Regions from separate parts of the Homo sapiens genome. Here region 2 is linked to region 1. Evidence: read pairs that join two places in POLR2A ChIA-PET (ENCODE). Cell type or tissue: GM12878. All regions are shown on one strand. Each heading gives the region's core, and the rest is flanking DNA. Links, peaks and the distances in the headings are about the cores only.

Region 1 (11,088 bases), core at 2,030-10,029:
TAGCCAGGCGCGGTGGCAGACGCCTGTAATCCTAGCTACTTGGGAGGCTGAGGCAGGAGAATTGCTTGAACCTGGGGGGCGGAGGTTGCAGTGAGCCGAGATCACGCTACTGCACTCCAACCTGGGCAAGAGAGTGAGACTCCGTCTCAAAAAAAAAAAAAAAAAAAAAGTAGAAATCATTTGTTTTGTTCCTAGTCCCACAAAGTAAAAAAAAAAAAAAAGTAGAAATCATTTATTTTGTTCCTAGTCCCACAAAGTCTTATTGTAATGCTAAAATGGAATTTCTTTAAGTCTTCCCTTTCATTTTCTGTTCTGGCTATTGGTGGTATGTCTCCTCTATTTCTTACTGTTCTGTTTGGTCTCCCTCTCTCAGGTTACTGGGCTTCATTTGCTGAGAGTTCCCCTTCCGCAGTCAGGTGAGCTGTTGCTGTCCCTCTAGGGGTGGCAAAATTCAGTCTCCATTCCTATGGGGTAAGGTTGACCCTCAGGTAGGATGTTGGGAGAGAACGCCTTTTTGCTCCCAGCTCTTCCTAGTTGCAGCTTTTAAGGTCTTTTTGCTTATTGTTTCTTTGGTTCTTTCATCTCAGGGATAGGAATAACAAGGCTCACCTGAGCAGGTAGGACTCACTAGTTCTTTGGGAGAAGAAAGAGCCAGTGGCCTTTCTAGGTTAAGACACATAGCCGGGCACGGTGGCTCATGCCTGAAATCCCAGCACTTTGGGAAGCCGAGGCGGGTGGATCACCTGAGGTCAGAAGTTTGAGACCAGCCTGGCCAACATGGCGAAACCCCATCTCTACTAAAAATACAACAAATTAGGCAGGCGTGGTGGCAGGTGCCTGTAATCCCAGCTACTCAGAAGGCTGAGGCAGGAGAATTGCTTGAACCTGGGAGGCGGAGGTTGCAGTGAGCTGAGATCACACCACTTCACTCCAGCCTGGGCAACAAGAGCAAAACTCCGTCTCAAAAAAAGACACACAAAGGTAGATAACACACTTCCCAGGGGCGATTCATTTATCAGGAACTCTAGATTTAGTTCCTTTTATTACTTCTATGGGTCTCTATTTGAATGTATTGTGTGCACTCTGCTCCTGATAAAGAAAATTTGTGTGAAATGTTTGCAAAGCTTGCTGTAAAATGGAAATCTTTGGTGATTTGAAAACCCATTGTTTATATATCCAGTCTCCCTAGTCTCACTTTTCGGGAAAGGGGTAGGACTTAAACTATGACCATTTGTGGGAAAATTTAGTCATTAAAAAGAGTAGAACTAACAATGGCAGGAAAAGGAGTAAAACTAACAATGGCAGGGGAAGTGTTAATTTGGTGCCTGGAATGGATGTGGTGTCACCAGAAATGGTGCACTTGAAAGAGACTCCACTGGAAGGGTTCAGTCCATACCTGCAACACCCTAGGATATTTCATTTTATGTGTCAACTTGACTGGGCCATACAGTGCCCAGATATTTGGTCAAACATTATTTTGGGTGTGTCTGTGAGGGGATTTTTGATGAGATTAACTTTTAAATTGGTAGACTGAGTAAAGCAGATTACCCTCCATAATATGGGTGGGCCTCAGCCAATTAATTGAAGGCCCGAATAGAACAAAAAGGCTGACTCCCAATAGAGAATTCTACTGCCTGTCAGTCTTTAAACTGCAACATCAGTTCTTCCTTGTTCTGCAGCACCCTGCTGACCTTCAGACTCAAACTGGCATATCGACTCTGCAGATTTTTGACTTGCCAGCCTCCATAATCAGGTAAGCCGCTTCCTTATAGTAAACCTCTCTCTCCCTCTCTCTCTATATATATGTACAAATATATGTATATACGTATGTGTGTATATATGTATATCTTTCTACATATGTATGTATGTGTGTATATATATGCATGTATATGTGATGTAGGTATGTATACACACACATACACACACACACATCCTGTTGGTTCTGTTTTTCTGGAAAACTCTGACTAATACATATCCTCTCCAGAGATACCTAAAGTGTGGTCTTCAGCCAGGTGGCTCCATCTTTAGTCTCTTGGTTCACTGGAGAAGAAAGTCCTATGTCCATTATCAGACTCCACCTCCCTTTGTAAAAAAAAAAAAAAGGGATGAACATCACCTTATAAATAAATAAGTGTATTTACTTATAAATTGTATACATGTACCACTCCATTACTAAATCAAATGTATTACATATATTTACCTATAAATTAAAGAGGTACCACTTCATTAATACAGCAAATGCATTATAAAAAGATGAAAAATATATAACTACAGTTTTCTTCTCCACTCCAGTGAATCATCTTGTATGACCCCTTGGATGCTTGCACTCCACTTTGCTGACCACTAGCTTAGAGCTCCCTGCCCGCTCTGAGGCTTTGGATGCTCTCAGGGCTCTGTCAGCATGCCAGCTGGCTTGAGAGAGGAAATTAAATAGGAATTGGGCGAGAAAGGAATTCAGGGTCTCTGGTTGACACTGCCATCTTATCTCTTCATATTTGATTGACTGGATTAAACCAGTGGGTCCAAAACCTTGCTGAAGTGAAAAGCTTAGGCCTGTGGATTTTTTTTTTGGCTTTGTTTTTAGAAATAATTTTCCAGGTGTTTATGGTTTTAGCCAGTTTGGAAAACAGCTGGCTGTTTTCTAGGCTAGGCTGTTTTCTGTTGACTTTTTTGAATGGTCCCAGCTTAACAGGAATAAAAATTAAAATATATTTTTTCCAGGGAGATTAAAAGTAAAGCCAGGAACAAATGCTAGTCTGTGTCCAATAAAGGTCGAGAAGAAATAATTTTATGACAGGTGCAGGGTATATTTTTCCTTTATTGATTTTGCTTTTTTCTTTCTTCTGATTCAATGCTACAAATTATTTAAATTTTACTGGGATTGCACTTTTTATACTTTCCCAGCTGTTCGGGGAAGAGATGAACATAGATAAATTTCACTGTCACACTTGAGCATAACAGTGTATGAGATTGTGTATATATATCTTTCAACTTCAAATATCCAAGCATTACCACAAAAAGTAAGCAACATTTCTATGATTTACAAGGTAGATGGAATTAATTTGTGTATTTATTATGATAATTACCTAGCAGACAATAATAAGTCATCTTGGTCTAAAAAATAATTCAGTATACTTCACCAATTTTCCAACACATGAAGTAAAGTATCTTTAGGCAGAGGCACCTTTTTCTAATTTGCCCAAAGATGTCATCTATCTGGACTAATGGCAACCTTAGTGGTGACAGGGTTAATGAAGTGGTTGTGTTCTAGCTACTTCTGCTATCAACTTCCATGCTCTTGACTCTGGAACATTCCCCAGATACAATATTTCCTCAAATGAGTGTGGCAAGTCCCATTCATTTATTTGACAGCTATTTATTGAGGCTCTCCCATGGGGAAGGCCCACTGTTCTATTGGATTGGTCTTGTGGTGATCTGCAAGGCAAAGCCGCATAGCTCCTGCAGGGCACTATAGAATAGAAAGTGCACTGAGACCAACCTCGGGCCGCACTGAGACCCACCTAGGGCTGAATTGAGAATCCCACTGGATGTCATCCTTTTCTTTCTTCTCTGCAGTCATTTGATTTCAAGGAAATAACCATGAGGCCAAATAACAGTGACACCGGGCATGATGAATGGCCCCCACCTATGATTCCTGCATTTTTGTCATGAAAATCCAGTCACATAGTCATTTTAATTTCCATTTTAAACAGAAGGAAGTTGAGACTCAGAGTGGTTAAGTGGCTTCCTGAAGATGGTGTAACTGGCATTTGATCCCAGGTCTCTCTGGCTCCCAAGACCACAATTCCAAAGTTCACTGGTCTCTGACAAGGAATGACTCTCTCTCTCTAACGCCTCTGCCAGCTGAGGTGTTTGGCTTCTTCTCATAGCTGATTAAAGGGCAGAACTGGTTTTAGGCCACTGAAGTGTTGTTCTATGTGTTAATCACTATTCATACACAGCCTATGAAAACATTTTAGAACTGGGAGAAAATTACTGGCTCCTAAATGCAAAATAAAACTTCCAAGTCAAACTTAATGTGTTCAATTAAGTGGCTGCCAGATTTAGCATTCTAGCTTTATGCATTGTTAAATTTGGTAAACATAAATTTAGTGTTCAAAAATTCATAAATGTTGTAGACATTTCTGTATATTTGAATACAATTTATAAATTGGGTTTTGTTCTTCATGAAATTCCTGAGTGTCCATGAGAAGAACCAAGAAATTATAGCCAAAAGCTAATTGAATGATTACTCATAACTTAATAGTTTCATAGGCAAATTATAAAAGCATTTTATTTTAAAATATAAATGTATGTTTAATGTGGGATATGAGTGTTTTAAAAGCATTTTTACTTTCCAATTTTTGCTATGAAGATTTTTAAACTTGTAGAACAGCTAAAAAATAGTGCAATGATTACCCATATACCCATCAACTAGAGTCAACAATTGACAGCATTTTGCTGTATTTGCTTTACCTATTTATCAAGCTACCTATATATATTTCTTGCTGAATCTCTTGAAAGTTGCAGACATTATGACATATCACCCCTATATCACCTAAAAAGGACATGTTTTTACATAATCGTGTTAACATCACACTTAAGGAAATTAATAATAGCCTGGTATAACATAATATTGAGTCTATATTTGAATTACCATCATTGATCCCTGAATCAGCTACCTACTGTGGTATAACAAACACTCAAAATGATAATGCCTTAATACAACAATCATTTACTTAGCTTGAGATTCTCTGGGCCTTCAATATGGGCTGAGCATGGCTGGGCAGGTCTGGTTCTCACTGGCTTCCATCATGCAGCTATGGCCAGCTGCAAGTCAGCTGGGCCATTCTGTTTCTGGGGGTTGCCTGGCTATGAGCTGGGATATCAGGAACAACTGGGCCATAAGTATCTCCTCACCTAACAGGCTTGTCTGAGATTTCCCATGTCCTAGCTGTTTCACCTGTGGGCCAGCCTTCTTGATGGTCACAGTTCCCTCCTAGGCCTCCATTGCTGTTTTTCCCTTAACTCCATTTTTTTTTCTTCATTGCCTCAATTACCCACATGGCAACCCCTTGAATCTAGACAGCAGACCTGACTTGCTGGATAAAGCATCTTCAGGTAATCTATGCTTCTAGCTGGTTTTTCTTCCTTTGTCTGCCTTTGTACTTTTTGGCCACTGCTCCTGCTTTAAGCCATGCAAACAGGAAGAGGCTATGTCCATACAATAAAAGCCATCTACGCATACAAGTGCATAGGTATGTAGATTTGCATCTATGCATACAAGTGTAGCCAAATCCCCAACCTGCTGGCTATCAAGGATACCTGCTCCCCCTTAATTCGTGGGGCTCAGATTGACTATGAGGTAATGCAAATCACGCCTATTAGTCTTTCATTCTGATCTGCCCAGATGCCAAACCAGGCCCATTCTGTCCCCATGCAGTGAGCCAATCACTGTGACAGTGGGTTTTGCAAAAGAGAAAGGGTTTTTTCACGAGGTAGCCAAGTGATGAGGTGGGAGAATAGGTCTCAAATCAGCATCCTGAGGATAGGGCTTAGGGATATTTATGGGATAAAAAGCAGAGTGGTCTAAGGCATGGGGAAGGGTGATTGATAAGTGGGGAAAAATGATGCATTGATGGTCTGTGTAAATGTAGTCAGGGTTCATGGCTCTTCATAGGATGCATGTTCAGAAAATGACAGTGTTAGCATGATCTGAGGAAGAAGTTTTTGGCCCTGTGACATCAGAAGGTCACCTCTTGAGCATTTGCACAGGCCCAGTTGAAGGGTAGGTGGTCTCAGCTGGTTCAAACGGCATAAAAGCTGCCCCCTAGTTCCTGAAACACAATTTCAAACAACCATTACCATAGTGCTATATATATCAGAGGTGTTCTTTATAAGGAAGCTAGTGGAAGTTTAGTTGTATATTGTTTGGCTATGTGACTTTTAGTTATTTAGAATCTTTTTTTTTTTTTAAACGGAGTCTTGCTCTGTCACCCAGGTTGGAGCACAGTGGCACAATCAGAGTTTACTGCAGCCTTAACCTCCTGGGCTCAATTAATCCTCCTGCCTCAGCCTCCCTAGTAGCTGGGACTACAGGTGCACTACTATGCATGGCTAATTTTATTTTTTCTAGAGATGGGGTCTTGCTATGTTGTCCAGGCTGGTCTTGAACTCCTGGACTCAAGCAATCCTCCTGCCTCATCTTCCCAAAGTCTTGGGATTACAGGCATGAGCCGTTGCCCCTGGCCTATACAGTGTTTAAAATCAATGGGAAGTAAGTGATTAAAAGCAAGCAAGTCAGGGTAAGTTTGGCAGGCTTAAACAGGTTAGCCCTCAGTTTCACCTTCCCTACTTTGGAGATAGTCCCTGTGGCTGGTGGCCTCTACTATGGAGTGAGCAAAGAGGAATGCAGAGGAATTTTTGGTGGATTCAAATAAGAGACATTAGTGAATAGTTGAGTTTTTCAGTTCCGTTCTTCTTACGTTCGAATGTTATGAGTTGCAACATGATATGGGATGGTTTCAGGGTGGGAGCCCTGGGCTTCTAGTCAAAGACCAGAGCCACATTTCTGCCTCCACCATTTATTTTTCAGAGGCCCCTGAGCAGGTCTGCCAACTTCTTTGATGCTTTAAAGGTCATTTCCTCAGATGTGAAGTGGGGATAGCCACAGAATTGTTTGGAGGATTTAAGGAGGACAATTGTGAATGCCTTTTGTAAATGAAAACACTATATAAGCCTTATGAATCATTATTAAGACAAGTAGAGTTAGGAGAAAGAACAAGACCTGGAGAAGCACTTTGTCCTCTCTTAAGCCATAAACAAAATGAGTGACCCACCCCCTGAATTAGGCAGGGGGAGCCCGTCTTTGTATGTGCTGTGAGAACTACCCAAAGGCGGCCCTTGCCTGTCTCAAGCTCTGCCTGGGTACAAACGTTGTCTCTGGTTGTGGTCAAAAAGCCTGCACCTTCCTACAAATGTGTTCGTTTATACTCGAGCTAAAAATAATAATTTACTTTTGTTTGTCAGGGCTTATTATATATCAGATAACCTTCTGAAGACATCTATTAGCTCATGAATGTCATACAAAATCTATAATGGAGGAACTGTTCTATCCCTGTCTTACAGATAAAGAAATTGAGGCATTTAAGCATTAGGCATCTCATCTGAAGTCACGGCTGGGATGTCGTAGAGCTGGGGAAAACAGAAATATGGATTTATTATTCTATTAACCAGTAAAGTGATTCTAACTAAAAAAGAGCTCTTAAAATCTAAAAAACAAATACCTAAGTACAAAAAAGTTGCTTTTATTAATGAAAACTTTTACAATAATAAAAAACCCCATTCATCTACAAAAGCAAGGCCCTATAGGATCTCTTTCCTTCATAAAGCTGTGATAAAGAGCAGCAGTAAAAATCCTTACTTGCAAAAATAATTCCATGTATCATTAAATCTGAAAATTAAAAAAAAATAATCTATAGCTCAGCAGTCTAACCATGTATTCTTCTCTTGAGAGTCGTATTAAGCATTGAATTATGTATCCTTAATTCCCAGCACTACTTGGTGGGATGTTGTATTCTAATGATACTTCAAAGCAGCTAACATTAGCAAATTAGCATAAAGCCAGGTCCTGGAGGGCTATTTGGAGTCCTGGGTTTATTACTTTTATTCATTCAACGGTAAACATTTAATGAGTACCTGCTATTTGCCAGGCATATCACTGCTTGTTTGAGAATCAATATAATTAAAACTCATCTCTGCCCTCAGGGAATGCAGCGCCTAGTTGCCAAGCTACATTGAGTTGCTCATGAGGTCCAGTAAGGTGGGAGGTGAGAATTGCAGGGGTTGGAGACCTGCTCTGGTGGGTCAGCTGAGCAGAGTCTGCTTCAGCTAAGTCTTGAAGTATAGATATATTGTAGATGGAGAAATTGAGACTTGGGGAGGTTCAGTGATTGCCCAAGGGATGTAAATCACATGTTCAAGATCCAGGATTGGAAGCCGGCTCTGTGCTTCTGATCCAGTGCTCTTTTCTCTGTACCAATGTGGGGAGGCATCTCTTAATATAATGGGCCACCAACTCACTCTCACGAGGCAGATGGTTCCCAGGTGCACCAATCTGTTTGTCTAATATCAACTGTGCACATGGTTGGACTCTGACAATCATGGATAAATTGTTCATTGATTACAATGGTTTCAGGGTGACTCTCAGAGAATTGGTTCCCAAGGTGTGGTCCCTGGGCCAGCAGCATCAGCCTCAGCTTGGAACTTGCTAGAAATGCAGATTCCCTGGTCCCACCTCAGGAATGCTGAGTCAGGAATGCCTGGCATGGATCCCATGAACTGTGCTTCCACAAGTCCTCCAGGCAATTCTGATGGAGCTAAAGTTTGAGAACCATTGTCTTAGAGAAGTTCCAAAAAGCTCACTTTCACATTTGTTTGCTTGTTGACCAGTTGTCCAAATGTTGTAACTAGAATTCATGTGTTTGATTGGCAGGGGGGACGAGGTTCTTGCTACTCCATGTATGGTTAGTAAACCAAAAGCACCACATTACCTGGGAGCTTATTAGAAGTGCAGAATCTCAGGCTTGTCTCAGACTTCCTGGATCAGAACTTGCATTTTATTTATTTATTTATTTTATTATTATACTTTGAGTTCTAGGGTACATGTGCACAATGTGCAGGTTTGTTACATATGTATACATGTGCCGTGTTGGTTTGCTGCACCCATTAACTCATCATTTACATTAGGTATATCTCCAAATGCTCTCCCTCCCCCTTCCCCCCACCCCATGACAGGCCCCAGTGTGTGATGTTCCCCTTCCTGTGTCCGAGTGTTCTCATTGTTCAATTCCCACCTATGAGTGAGAACATGCAGTGTTCGGTTTTTCGTCCTTGCGATAGTTTGCTGAGAATGATGGTTTCCAGCTTCATCCGTGTCCCTACAAAGGACATGACCTCATCCTTTTTTATGGCTGCATAGTATTCCATCGTGTATATGTGCCACATTTTCTTAATCTGGTCTATCATTGATGGACATTTGGGTTGGTTCCAAGTCTTTGCTATTGTGAATAGTGCTGCAATAAACATACATGTGCATGTGTCTTTATAGCAGCATGATTTATAATCCTTTGGGTATATACCCAGTAATGGGATGGCTGGGTCAAATGGTATTTCTAGTTCTAGATCCTTGAGGAATTGCCACACTGTCTTCCACAATGGTTGAACTAGTTTACAGTCCCACCAACAGTGTAAAAGTAGAACTTGGATTTTAACAAATTCCCAGATGATTTATATGCACGCTAAAGTTGGAGACACGCTGGGCTAGATAGCATTCAATTCTGAAGTCCAGGTTGTATAATTCTGTGAGTTTTAATGTGGTTACATGTCAGAGAGTTTTTGTTCGTTTGTTTGTTTTTTGAGAGAGAATCTCGCTCTGTGGCCCAGGTTGGAGTGCAGTGGCATGATCTCAGCTCACTGAAACCTCCGCCTTCCGGGTTCAAGCGATTCTCCTGCATCAGCCTCCCGAGTAGCTGGTATTACAGGTGCACGCCACCAGGACCAGCTAATTTTTTGAATTTTTAGTAGAGATAGGGTTTCGCCACGTTGGCCAGGCTGGTCTCGAGCTCCTGGCCTCAAGTGTTCTGCCCACCTTGGCCTCCCAAAGTACTGGGATTACAGGTGTGAGCCACTGCTTCCAGCCTCAAAGTGTTTTAAGTTTTAAAAAATATAAGCCCACCCTCAATGGGTGTTTCATCACTATGTGAATACATAAAGCCCTTGGCATTTCAGCACAATTTTTTTAAAAACATTATTTTGGCATTTGCTCTGTGCTGGGTACTGTTCGAAGCACCAAGAATATAAATGTGAATAAAATGCAGGTACTCTACTAAGTAGAACAGATTTTACAAAGAAAAGAAAACAAAACAAAAACTAATACAGTAACAGAAATATTCAGTCAGGGTAGCAGTAGGTGTTGCTCTTGAGTGGGGTTGGAGGGACAATCACGAAGGACTGCCTGGAGAAGTGACCTCTGAGATACGATTTGAAAAATGAACAGGACTTCATTAGCAGAAAGTGAAAGAAAGACATTCCAGACAAGGAGTCTTTTGACCAAAGGTACAGAGACATGAAACAGTTTGGAGTGTTCAGGGAAGCTGGGTAAGAGTTTTAAGCAGGGGAAATTTTGCATTTCCGAAAGATCACTTTGATGCAGTGGCATCACCATCAAAATCTGGGGCCCCTTGCAAAGGATAATTGAGTCCTTGCTGCCAACAGAAGGGGCACCTGTCTTTTCTCTGCAGGTGAGCATTTTAGGCCTGGCAGGAGGTATGGACCCTGAATATCTGAGACGCTCTCAGTTAATTTAGAAATTTTATTTTGCCAACATTGAGGACGCGTGCATCTGTGACACAGCCTCAGGAGGTCCTGACAACATGTACCCAAGGTGGTAAGAGCACAGTTTGGTTTTACACATTTTAGGGAGACATGAGACATCAATCAATATATGTAAGATGTACATTGCTATTTTTCTTTCACAGAAGGAAGAAGGAAGAGAGGAGGAGATTGTTTTTGTCTCGGTGTATTTGAAAACTTATGTTTCTACAAAAACCTGTATGTGGATGGGGTTTTTTTTTTTTTTAGAAACAGCTTTATTGAGATATAATTCACATGCCATATAATTCACCCAATTAAAGTGTACAGTTCAATGGTATATTTGTAAAAGTTGTGCAACCACCACCCCAATCCATTTTAAAATATTTTATTACCCCAGAAAGAAACCCCAAATTACTTAGCTCTCACTCACCACTTCCCCCATTACCCCCAGCTCCAGGCAACCACTAATCTATTAATACTTTTTGTCTCCATGGATTTCCCTATTCTGAGCATTTCATATAAATGGAATCACACAATATGTGTCCTTTTGTGTCTGGCTTCTTTCTCTTAGCATATTTTCTAGGTTCGTCCGTGTTGTAGCACGTATCAGAATTTCACCCTGTTTTATGGTTGAATAATTGTCCATTGGATGACTAGACCACATTTTGCTTATCCATTCATCAGATGATAGACATTTGGGTTGTTTTCTTCTTC
Region 2 (11,088 bases), core at 1,807-9,806, 230 kb after region 1:
AATGGCAGAGTTGAGTAGCTGCAACAGAAACCGTATGACCCACAAAGCCTAAAATATTTACTGTGTGGTCTTTCACCGGGAAAGTTTGCTGATTCCTGGTCCCATTAGAAAACCATCTCTTCCCCAAGTGGTCTGGGTGGGATCAATTCCATTTCCATTTTAGAGGCAGGCCCTACTTGGCTTAAGCCAACCCACACCTCCCATCTCTCCTGCCCATAGTAACTGGTTCAGTTTTGGGTGTGTGGCTTCCACCAGTCCAATCAGTGAGTAGCATGGCTGATTCTGAGAATGCTGGGACACAGGTTCTCTTTCTCTTCTGAATGGCCAATGTGAAGATGGAAAGGGATGCAGATATCAGGGATGAAACTCAAAGAGTAAGGCAAAGTGAAGAGAGCTCAGAGGGATGAAACAGAGTCCTGATGCCTCTGGGACCTTCTTTAAACTACTTCTTCTGACAGTGGCACTGGCATGCACTTTGTGTATTTTTTTTTTTAACTGTGGGGAAAAAACACTTGTAATTTTAGCCATTTTAAAGTATAAAGTTCAGGAGTGTTAAGTGCATTCACATTGTTGCACAACAGATCTCCAGAACTTTTTCACTTTGCAAAAGTGAAAGTTTATACCCATTAAACAACTGTCCTTCATCTGTTTCCCTCAGCTCCTGGTAACCACCATTTTGTTTTCCATATGACTACTTTAGATACCTCATATGAGTGGAATCTACAGTATTTGTCCTTTGGAACTGGCTTATTTTACTTAGCATAATGTCATCAAGGTTCATCCTTGTTGTAGCATATAACAGTATTTCCATAGTTTTCCACTATATGTAAAGACCACATTTTGTTTATTCATCTGTTGATGGACATCTGGGTTGCTTCTACCTCTTGGCTATTGTGAATAACACTCCTATGAACAAAAGTATGCAAATACCTCTTTGAAACCTTGCTTTCAATTGTTTTGGATGTATACACACTAGTGGGATTGTTGGATCATATAGTAGTTATATTTTTAATTTTTTGAGGACTTGCCATACTGTTTTCCACATTAGTTATACCACTTTCCTTCCCACTAACAGTGCATAAGGGTTCCAATTTCTCCACATTCTTGCCAACACTAATTATTTCCTCTTTTTATGAGAGTAGCTATCCTAACGTATGTGGTATCTTATTGTAGTTTTGGTTTGCATTTCCCTGATGAATAGTGATGTTGAGCATCCTTTCACATGTTTGTTGGTCATTTATCATCTTTGAAGAAATGTCTATTCAAGTTCCTTGCCCATTTTTAAATTGAGTTGTTTGACATTTTGCTGTTGAGTTGTAGATGTTCTTTTTATATTCTGAATATTAACCTCATATCAGATATATGATTTGCAAATATTTCCTCCCATTCCATAGGTTGCATGATTTTCATTCTGTTGATCATGTTTTATGAGGCACAAAAGTTTTGAAATTTAATGTAGTCCCATTTGTCTATTTTTTCCTCTGTTGCCTTATATTAGGCTTTTGGTGTCATATCCAAGAAATCATTGTCAAATCCAATGTCATAAAGCTTTCCCCCATGTTCTCTTTTAAGAGTTTTTCAGTTTGGCAGCCTTGTCAAAGATCATTTAATCATGTATGTGAAGGTATATTTCTGGTCTCTCTATTTTATTCCATTGGACTATATGTCTGTCTTTATACCACTATCACACTGTTTTGATTACCAAAGCTTTTATAATATTTTTTGAAATCAGAAAATGTGAATCCTCCAATTTGGTTTTCTTTTAAAAAATTGATTTGATTATTCAGGATTCCTTGAGCTGTCATACAAAAATTAGGATAATGTTTTCCTCTTACTGAAAAAAATTTCACTGTCATATTTACAGGAATTGTGTTGAATTTGTAGACTGCTTTGGGCAATATTGACATTTAACAATATTAAGTCTTCCAATCCATTAGTATGGAATGTCTTTCCATTTATTTTTGTCGTCTTTACTTTCTTTCAGCAATGTTTTACAGTTTTCAGTGTATAAGTCTTTCATCTCCTTGGTTAGGTTTATTCTGAAGTATTTTATTTTAGTGCTATTGTAAATGGAATTATTTTCTTAATTTCCTTTTTGATTATTCCTTTTGAGATGCAACTGACTGTTCTGTGACCTGTAACTTTGCTGAATTTGTTTTAGCAGTTTGTGTGTGTGTGTGTGTGTGTGCACGCGCGCACGTAATTTTTAGTGTTTTCTACATATAAGCTCGTGTCATCTGTGAATAGAGACAATTTTAGCTCTTCCTTTCCAATTTGGATGTTTTATTTTTTTCCCTTGCCTAATCTAGGACTTCCAATCTACATTGAATAGAAGTGGTGAAAGTGGGTGTCCTTGCCACCTTCCTAATCCTAGAGGAAAAACTCAGTTTTTCAGCATTGAGTATAATGTTAACTTTGGGCTTTTTATAGATAGCCTTTATTATTTTGAGGTAGTTTCCTTCTATTAGTTTGCTGAGTGTTTTTTCTTTTATCATGAAAGGTTGTTGAATCTTATCAAATGCTTTTTCTGCATTAATGTGCTGTTGAATTCAGTATATTAGTATTTTCTTGAGGATTTTTGCATCAGTGTTCATCAGGGTTATTGGGCTCTAGTTTTATTTTCTTGTAATGTCTTTGTCTGGTATCAGCCAAAGGTTTTTTCCACAATCTGTGCAACCCGGGAATCAGGAGATTCACCTCTTGAGCCCATGCCACCAGGGCCTTGGGTCCCAAGCACATAGCTGTGCAGATTCTCAGCAGCCACTCGGCTGGAGACTGCCTAAGACTACCAATTTACAGGGGGAGGGGTGGCTGTCATCTCTCTGGTTGCCTACTGCCTAAGACTATTGAGCTCCCATGGAGAAGGGCAGCGGCCATCACTGTGGCTGCCTGCTGCCTAAGATGACTGACCTCCCAGGGGGAGGGGTGGCCACCATCGCTGCAGCTCCAGTCTGCTGAGGCTGGGGAGACTGGATGGTTTGGACCCAGGGGGAATACCCCATAGCCCACACAGCAGCTGTGGCAGATCGTGGCCAGACTGCCTCTTTAGGCCAGACTCTGACCCCTCTCTACTCACCGGGCGGGGCCTACCTGTAGGAATTTCAGCAACTCCAGCTAGGGGTTTAAGGACAGAACTCAAATCTCCCTGGAAAAGAGCCCCTTGGGGGAGGGGAGGCCACAGTCTCCATGGATCAGCAGACTTAGTCTTTCCCCCTGCTGGCTCGGAGGAATCCCGGCACACCAGATTAGTGTGAATCCCCCCAGTGCGGCACACCCCCTCTGCCAAGGGGCAGCCAGAGTGCTTCGTTAAGCAGGTCCTGGATCCTGTGCCTCCTGACTGGATGAGAACCCCCAACAGGGGTCACCAGATACCTTATTCAGGGGCATTCCTGCTAGCATCATGTTGGTGCCCCTCTGGGACAGAGATCCCAGAGGAAGGAGCAGGCAGCCATCTTTGCTGTTCTGCAGCTTCTACTGGTGATACCTCCAGGTGTGGGAGGGACCCAGACAAATAGGGTCTGGAGTGGATTCCCAGCAAACCATGGCAACCCTACGGAAGAGGGGCCTGACAGTTAGAAGAAAAACAAACAGAAAGTAACAACAACAGCATCAACAAAAAAGTCACCACAAAAACCCCATCCAACAGTCAGCAGCCTCAAAGATTGAAGCTAGATAAACTCATGAAGATTAGAACGAATCAACAAAAAAAGACTGAAAGCTCAAAAAGCCAGAGTGCCTCTTCTCCTCCAAATGATCAGAACACCAGCAAGAGGACAGAACTGGGCAGAGGCTGAGATGGATGAATTGACAGAAGTAGGCTTCAGAAGGTGGGTAATAACGAACTTTGCTGAGCTAAAGGAGTATGTTCTAACCCAATACAAAGAAGCTAAGAATCATGATAAAACATTTCAGGAGCCATTAACCAGAATAACCAGTTTAGAGAGGAACATGAATGACCTGACGGAGCTGAAAAACACAACACAAGAACTTCACAATGCAACCACAAGTATCAATAGCCAAATAGACCAAGCAGAGGAAAGAATTTCAGAGCATGAAGACTATCTTGCTGAAATAAGACAGGTCGACAAGATTAGGAAAAAAAAAAAAAAAAAAAGAACGAAAAGGAATGAACAAAACCTCTGAGCACTATGGGATTATGTAAAAAGACTGAACCTATGACTGATTGAGTACCGGAAAGAGACAGGGGGAACAGAACCAAGTTGGAAAACATACTTCAGGATATCATCCAGGAGAACTTCCCCAACCTAGCAAGACAGGCAAACATTCAAATTCAGTAAATCTAGAGAACCCCAGTAAGATACTCCATGAGAAGATCAACCCCAAGACACATAATCATCAGATTCTCCAAGGTCAAAATGAAGGAAAAAATGTTAAGGGCAGCCAGAGAGAAAGGCCAGGTCACCTAGATAGGGAAGCTCATCAGAATAACAGATCTCTCAGCAGGAACCCTGCAAGCCAGAAGAGATTGGGGGGCATTATTCAACATTCTTAAAAGAATTTCCAACCCGGAATTTCATTTCTGGCCAAACTAAGCTTCATAAGTGAAGGAGAAATAAAATCCTTTTCAGACAAGCAAATGCTGAGGGAATTCGTCACCACCAGGCCTGCCTTGCAAGAGTTCCTGAAAGAAGCACTAAATATGGAAAGGAAAAACTATCACAAGCCACTACAAAAACACACTGAAGTACAAAGACCAATGACACTATGAAGCAACTACATCAACAAGTCTGCAAAGTAACCAGCTAGCATCATGATGACAGTATTAAATTCACACATAACAATATTAACCTTAAATGTAAATGGCCTAAATGCTCCAATTAAAAGACACAGAATGTCAAGTTGGATAAAGAGTCAAGACCCATCAGCTTGCAATATTCAAGAGACCCATCTCACATGCAAAGACACACATAGGCTCAAAATAAAGGGATAGAAAAAAATTTATCAAGCAAATAGAAAGCAGAAAAAAGCAGGGATTGCAATTCTAATTTCTGATAAAACAGACTTTAAACCAACACAGATAAAAAAAAGACAAAGGAGGGCATTATATAATGGTAAAGGGGTGAATTCAACAAGAAGAGCTAACTATCCTAAATATACATATGCACCCAATACAGGAGCACCCAGATTCATAAAACAAGTTCTTAGAGACTTACAAAGAGACTTAGACTGCCACACAATAATAGTGGGAGAAGTCTCCCACTATCGACCCCACTGTCAATATTAGACAGATCATCGAGACAGAAAATTAACAAGGATATTCAGGACTTGAACTCAGCTCTGGATCAAGTGGACCTAATAGATATCTACAGAACTCTCTACTCAAAAATAACAGAATATACATTCTTCTCAGTGCCACATGGCACTTAGTCTAAAATAGATCACATAAAGGGAAGTGAAACACTCCTCAAGAAATGCAAAACAACTGAAATCATAACAGCCTTTCAGATCACAGTGCCATCAAATTGGGACTCAAGATTAAGAAACTCGCTCAAAACCACACAATTACATGAAAATTGAACAACCTGCTCCTGAATGACTCTTGGGTAAATAATGAAATTAAGGCAGAAATCAAGAAGTTCTTTGAAACCAATGAGAAAAAAGAGACAACATACCAGAATCTCTGGGACGCAGATAAAGCAGTGTTAAGTGGGAAATTTCTAGCACATCGAAAAGCTAGAAAGATCTCAAATTGACTCCCTAATATCACAAGTAAAATAACTAGAGAACCAAGAGCAAACAAACCCCAAAGCTAGCAGAAGACAAGAAACAACCAAGATCAGAGCAGAACTGAAGGAGATAGAGACATGAAAACACATTTTAAAAAATCAATGAATCCAGGAGCTGGTTTTTTGAAAAAATTAATAAAACAGACTGCTAGCTAAGAAAAGACAGAAGAATCAGATAAACACAATAAAAATAATAAAGGGGATATCACCACTGACCCCACAAAAATAGAAACAACCATCAGAGCATACTATAAATACCTCTATGCAAACAAACTAGAAAATCTAGAAGAAATGGAAAAAATCCTGGACATATACACCCTCCCAAGACTGAATCAGGAAGAAGCTGAATCCCTGAATAGACCAATAACAAGTTCTGAAATTGAGGCAGTAATAAATAGCCTACCAACCAAAAAATAAAAAGCCCAGGGCCAGACGGATTTACAGCTGAATTCTACCTAAGGTACAAAGGGGAGCTAGTGTCATTTCTTCTGAAACTAATGCAAACAATTGAAAAGGAGAGACTCCTCCCTAACTCATTTTATGAGGCCAGCATCATCCTGATACCAAAACCTGGCAGAGATACAACAAAAAAGAAAAACTTCAGGCCAATATCCCTGATGAACATCGAGGCAAAAATCCTCAATAAAATACTGGCAAACCAAATCCAGCAGCACATCAAAAAGCTTATCCACCACAATTAAGTTGGCTTAATCCCCAGGATGCAAGGCTGGTTCAACATATGCAAATCAATGAACATAATTCATCACATAAACTGAACTAAAGACAAAAACCATTTGATAATAGACGTGGAAAAGGCCTTCAATAAAATTCAACATCTCTTCATGTTAAAAACTCTCAATAAGCTAGGTATTGATGGAACATACCTCAAAATAATAAGAGCCATTTATGACAAACCTACAGCCAATATCATACAGAATGGGCCAAAGCTGGATGCATTCCCCTTGAAAACTGCCACAAGACAAGGATGCCCTCTCTCACCATTCCTATTCAACATAGTATTGGAAGTTCTGGCCAGGGCAATCAGGCAAGAGAAAGAAAGAAAGGGTATTCAAATAGGAAGAGAGGAAGTCAAACTGTCTCTGTTTGTAGACGACATGATCCCATATCTAGAAAACCCCATCATCTCAGCCCCAAAGCTTCTTAAGCTGATAAGCAACTTCAGCAAAGTCTCAGGATACAAAATCAATGTGCAAAAATCACAAGCATTCCTATACACCAATAACAGACAAGCAGAGAGCCAAACCATGAATGAAGTCCCATTCACGATTGCTACAAAGAGAATAAAACACCTAGGAATACAGCTAACAAGGGAAGTGAAGGACCTCTTCAAGGAGAACTAGAAACCACTGCTCAAAGAAATCAGAGAGGACACACACAAATGGAGAAACATTCCATGCTCATGGATAGGAAGAATCAATACCTTGAAAATGGCCATACTGCCCGAAGTAATTTATATATTCAGTGCTATTCCCATTGAACTACCATTGACATTCTTCACAGAATTAGCAAAAACTACTTTAAAATTCATATGGAACCAAAAAGGAGCTCATATAGCCAAGACAATCCTAAGCAAAAAGAACAAAGCTTGAGGCATCACTCTACCAGACTTCAAACTATATTGTAAGGCTACGGTAACCAAAACAGCATGGTACTGGTAGAAAAACGGACACATAGACCAATGGAACAGAATAGATATCTCAGAAATATGACTGCACATTTACAATGATCTGATCTTTGACAAACCTGACAAAAACAAGCAATGGGGAAAGAATTCCCTATTTAATAAATGGTGCTGGGAGAACTGGCTAGCCATATGTAGAAAATTGAAACTGGACCCCTTCCTTAGATCTTATACAAAAATTGACTCCAGAGCGATTAGAGACTTAAATGTAAAACACAAAACTATAAAATCCCTAGAAGAAAATCTAGGCAGTACCATTCAGGACGTAGGCACAGGCAAAGATTTCATGATGGAAACATCAAAATCAATTGCAACAGAAACAAAAACTGACAAATAGGATCTAATTAAACTAAAGAGCTTCTGCACAGCAAAATAAACTATCATCAGAGTGAACATACAATATATAGAATGGGAGAAAATTTTTGCAATATATCCATCTGACAAAGGTCTCATATCCAGAATCTACAAGGAATTTAAACAAATTTACAAGAAAAAACAACCCTATTAAAAAGTGGGCAAAGGATACGAACAGACGCTTCTCAACAGAAGACATTTATGTGGCCAAGAAATATATGAAGAAAAGCTCAACATCACTGATCATCAGAGAAATGCAAATCAAAACCACAATAAGATATCATCTCATGCCAGTCAGAATGGTAATTATTAAAAAGTCTAGAAACAACAGATGCTGGCAAGGCTGTGGAGAAATAGGAATGTTTTCACACTTTTGGTAATGTAAATTAGTTTCAAACATTGTGGAAGACAGTGGGGCAATTAGTCAAAAACTTAAAACCAGAAATACCATTTGACTCAGCCATGCCATTACTGGGTATGTACCCAAAGGAATATAGATCATTCTATTATAAAGTTACATGTACACATATGTTCACTGCAGCAATATTTACAATAGAAAAGACATGGAATCAATCTAAATGCCCATCAATGATAGACTGGATAAAGAAAATGTGGTACATATACACCACAGAATACTATGCAGCCATAAAAAGGAATGAGATCTTGTCCTTTGCAGGGACATGGATGGAGCTCAAAGCCATTATCCTCAGCAAACTAATGCAGGAACAGAAAACCAAACACCACATGTTCTCACTTACCAGCAGGAGCTGAAAAATGAGAACACATGGACACGGAGAGGAACAACACACACTGGGGCCTGTAGTTGGGGGTTGTGGGGGGAGGGAGAGCGTCAGGATAAATAGCTAATGCATGTAGGGCTTAATACCAAGGTGATGGGTTGATAGGTGCAATAAACTACCATGGCAGATGTTTACCTGTGTAATAAACCTGCATGTCCTACACATGTATCCCAGAACTTAAAAAATATGTTCATACCATACTATAGTCTATTGAATGTGCAATAACATTGTGCCTTAAAAAACAATGTACACACCTTAATTAAAAATACTTCATTGCTAAAATGTGGCAACAATTGTCTGAGCCTTCAGCAAATCATAATCTTTTTGCTAACGGAAGATTTTGCCTCGGTGTTGATGGCTGCTGACTGTTCAGGGTGGGGGCTGCTGAAGGTTGGGTGGCTGTGGCAATTTCTGGATACAGTATTCTTTGTCACTTCCTTCTGGCCTGTAAGTTATCTATTGGTAATTCCACTGATAACCTTATGGAAGCTGTTTTGTATGTGATGAGTTATTTTTCTCTCGCTGCTTTCAAGATTCTTTGTCTTTGACTTTTGACAATTTGATTACAATGCATCTTCTTGTGGGTCTTTTTGAATTTATCTTGGTTGTAGTTCTTTGAGCCTCTTGAATTTGCATGCCCATTTTTTTTCCTCAAGTTTGAAAAGTTTTTGGCCATTGTTGGTTCAAATAACACTTACTCCCTCTCTTTTCCTTCTGGGACTCCCATCATGCATACAATGGTTTACCTGTCAGTGTCCGTAAGTCTCTTAGGCTCTCTTCACTTTTATTTTTTTCTTTTTAATCCTCTGACTTGATTACTTCTAATAATGACTTCTAATAATCTGTCTTTAAGTTTGTTTTTTTTTTCTGTCAAATCCAGTCTTCTGTTGAAACCTCTTGAATTTTTTTCTGTTCTGTTATTATATTTTTCACTTCCAGAATTTGTTTGGTTCTTCTTTATAGTTTGTGTCTCTTTGTTGATATGCTTATTTTGTTCATGCATCATTTTCCTGAATTTATTTAGTTGTTTATCTGTGTTCCATTTTAGTTCATTGAGCATGTTTAGTACAGTTACTTTACATTCTTTGTGAGGGAGAATTGATCTGTGTTTCTTTAGGGTCAGTTTCTGGAGTTTTATTTTGGCACTTTGATTGGGCCTGGTTTTCCTCTCTCCTAGTATGCCTTGGGATTTGTCACTGCTGTTGTTGAGACTTGGGCATTTGAGAAACAACCACCTCTCCTAGTCTTTATAGTCTGACTTTGTGCAGGGAAAAATCTTCACGGATTAGCTCCGCGATAGATTCTAGGACCTCTCCAAACTTTTTCTAAGGATATGCTGTCTTCTCTGCGTTTGTGTCTATGCTTTAAAACATCTCCAATTTCCTAAGAAGCTTGTTGTTCCTGTTTCTTCTTAGAAGCCTGTGAACATTCTGCTGGTGTCTGCCTTTGGAACTGCAGCTATAACATGCCCTGAGGATCATGTCTTGTTTTCAGCAGCTTCCAAAGAAGGCCACCAGTGCTTCACCAAGTCCCATCAGTGCTCTGAGTAACGTAACTCAGGAACCAGTTCCTTAGACAGCCTCCAGACTAGCCCAAATGCTAGATGCATGGTCCGCTCTTTTGTTTTCATCCTAAAAGAGGATTCCCAAGGTGGGAGGTTTCCTGTTAGTTGCACTATCCTAAATCAGATAGGGAGAGAAGCATTGATAACAGGTATGCAAAACTTTTTAAAAGTTTCCTTTCCTTTTTGCTGGAATTCCTTCTTGGTTTTACATTGGTCTAGATGCTGTAACTTTTCAACTGGTCTTTAGAATTCTCACAAAGTTATTCTGGTCAATAACTTGTTGTTAATTTTGTGGCTCTGTGGGAGAATGAGGAACTGAAGCTTCCTAGTCCGCCATCTTGCTGACATTATCCTGTTTTGTGTATTTCTTATGTCTGACATTATTTTAGAACACTTTTAGATTTGCAGAAAAATTACAGAGTACAGAGCATTCCTGTATATGTGGCACTCAGTTTCCCCTATTGTTAACATCTTACATTAGTGTGGTACATTTGTCACAATTTATGAACCAATATTGATACATTATTATTAACTAAAGTCCACATTTTATTCAGATTTCTTTAGGTTTTACCTAATGTCCTTTATTTGTTCCAAAATTCCAACCAGTATAGCATATTACATTGAGTTGTCATGTATCCTTAGACTCCTTTTGGCTGTAACAGTTTTATCATTTATTTTTTAGGTACATAAACCAACAAATTATTTTTATCATTGAAGCCAAATTGACTTAGAATTTTTTGTTGCTTGTACCTCACAGGATTCCCAGATGATACAGATTTCTAGTCCAAACACATTGTTGTATAATGAGAAAAGTGAGGCCCACAGTGTCCTAGTGATAATCCACCATCACAGAGCTAACACTGAAAGAGCTGGGATTTTACCCCAAGTTTTTTTACTCTTATTTCTGTGCTTTATTATTCT

What was found. Peaks named below come from ENCODE experiments on the same cell type or tissue, not always from the same donor. Only the 100,000 strongest peaks of a DNase experiment are listed, where the experiment ranks them.
Region 2: POLR2A ChIA-PET joins it to region 1 with 6 read pairs; 2 of 35 experiments call an interaction of 5 or more read pairs at or near these places.

What each region holds. Positions count from the first base shown.
Region 1 is chrX:12,744,851-12,755,938 of GRCh38, reverse strand. No RefSeq gene overlaps it. Among named protein-coding and RNA genes, the nearest start is that of PRPS2, 41 kb to the left of the region's middle. In GM12878, for the core only: no CTCF peak of the experiment used is centred there; no DNase peak of the experiment used is centred there; H3K27me3 peaks cover 201 bases.
Region 2 is chrX:12,509,926-12,521,013 of GRCh38, reverse strand. The region is part of intron 2 of FRMPD4 (FERM and PDZ domain containing 4); the gene reads right to left. Among named protein-coding and RNA genes, the nearest start is that of FRMPD4-AS1, 140 kb to the right of the region's middle. In GM12878, for the core only: no CTCF peak of the experiment used is centred there; a DNase peak (open chromatin) is centred at 5,433.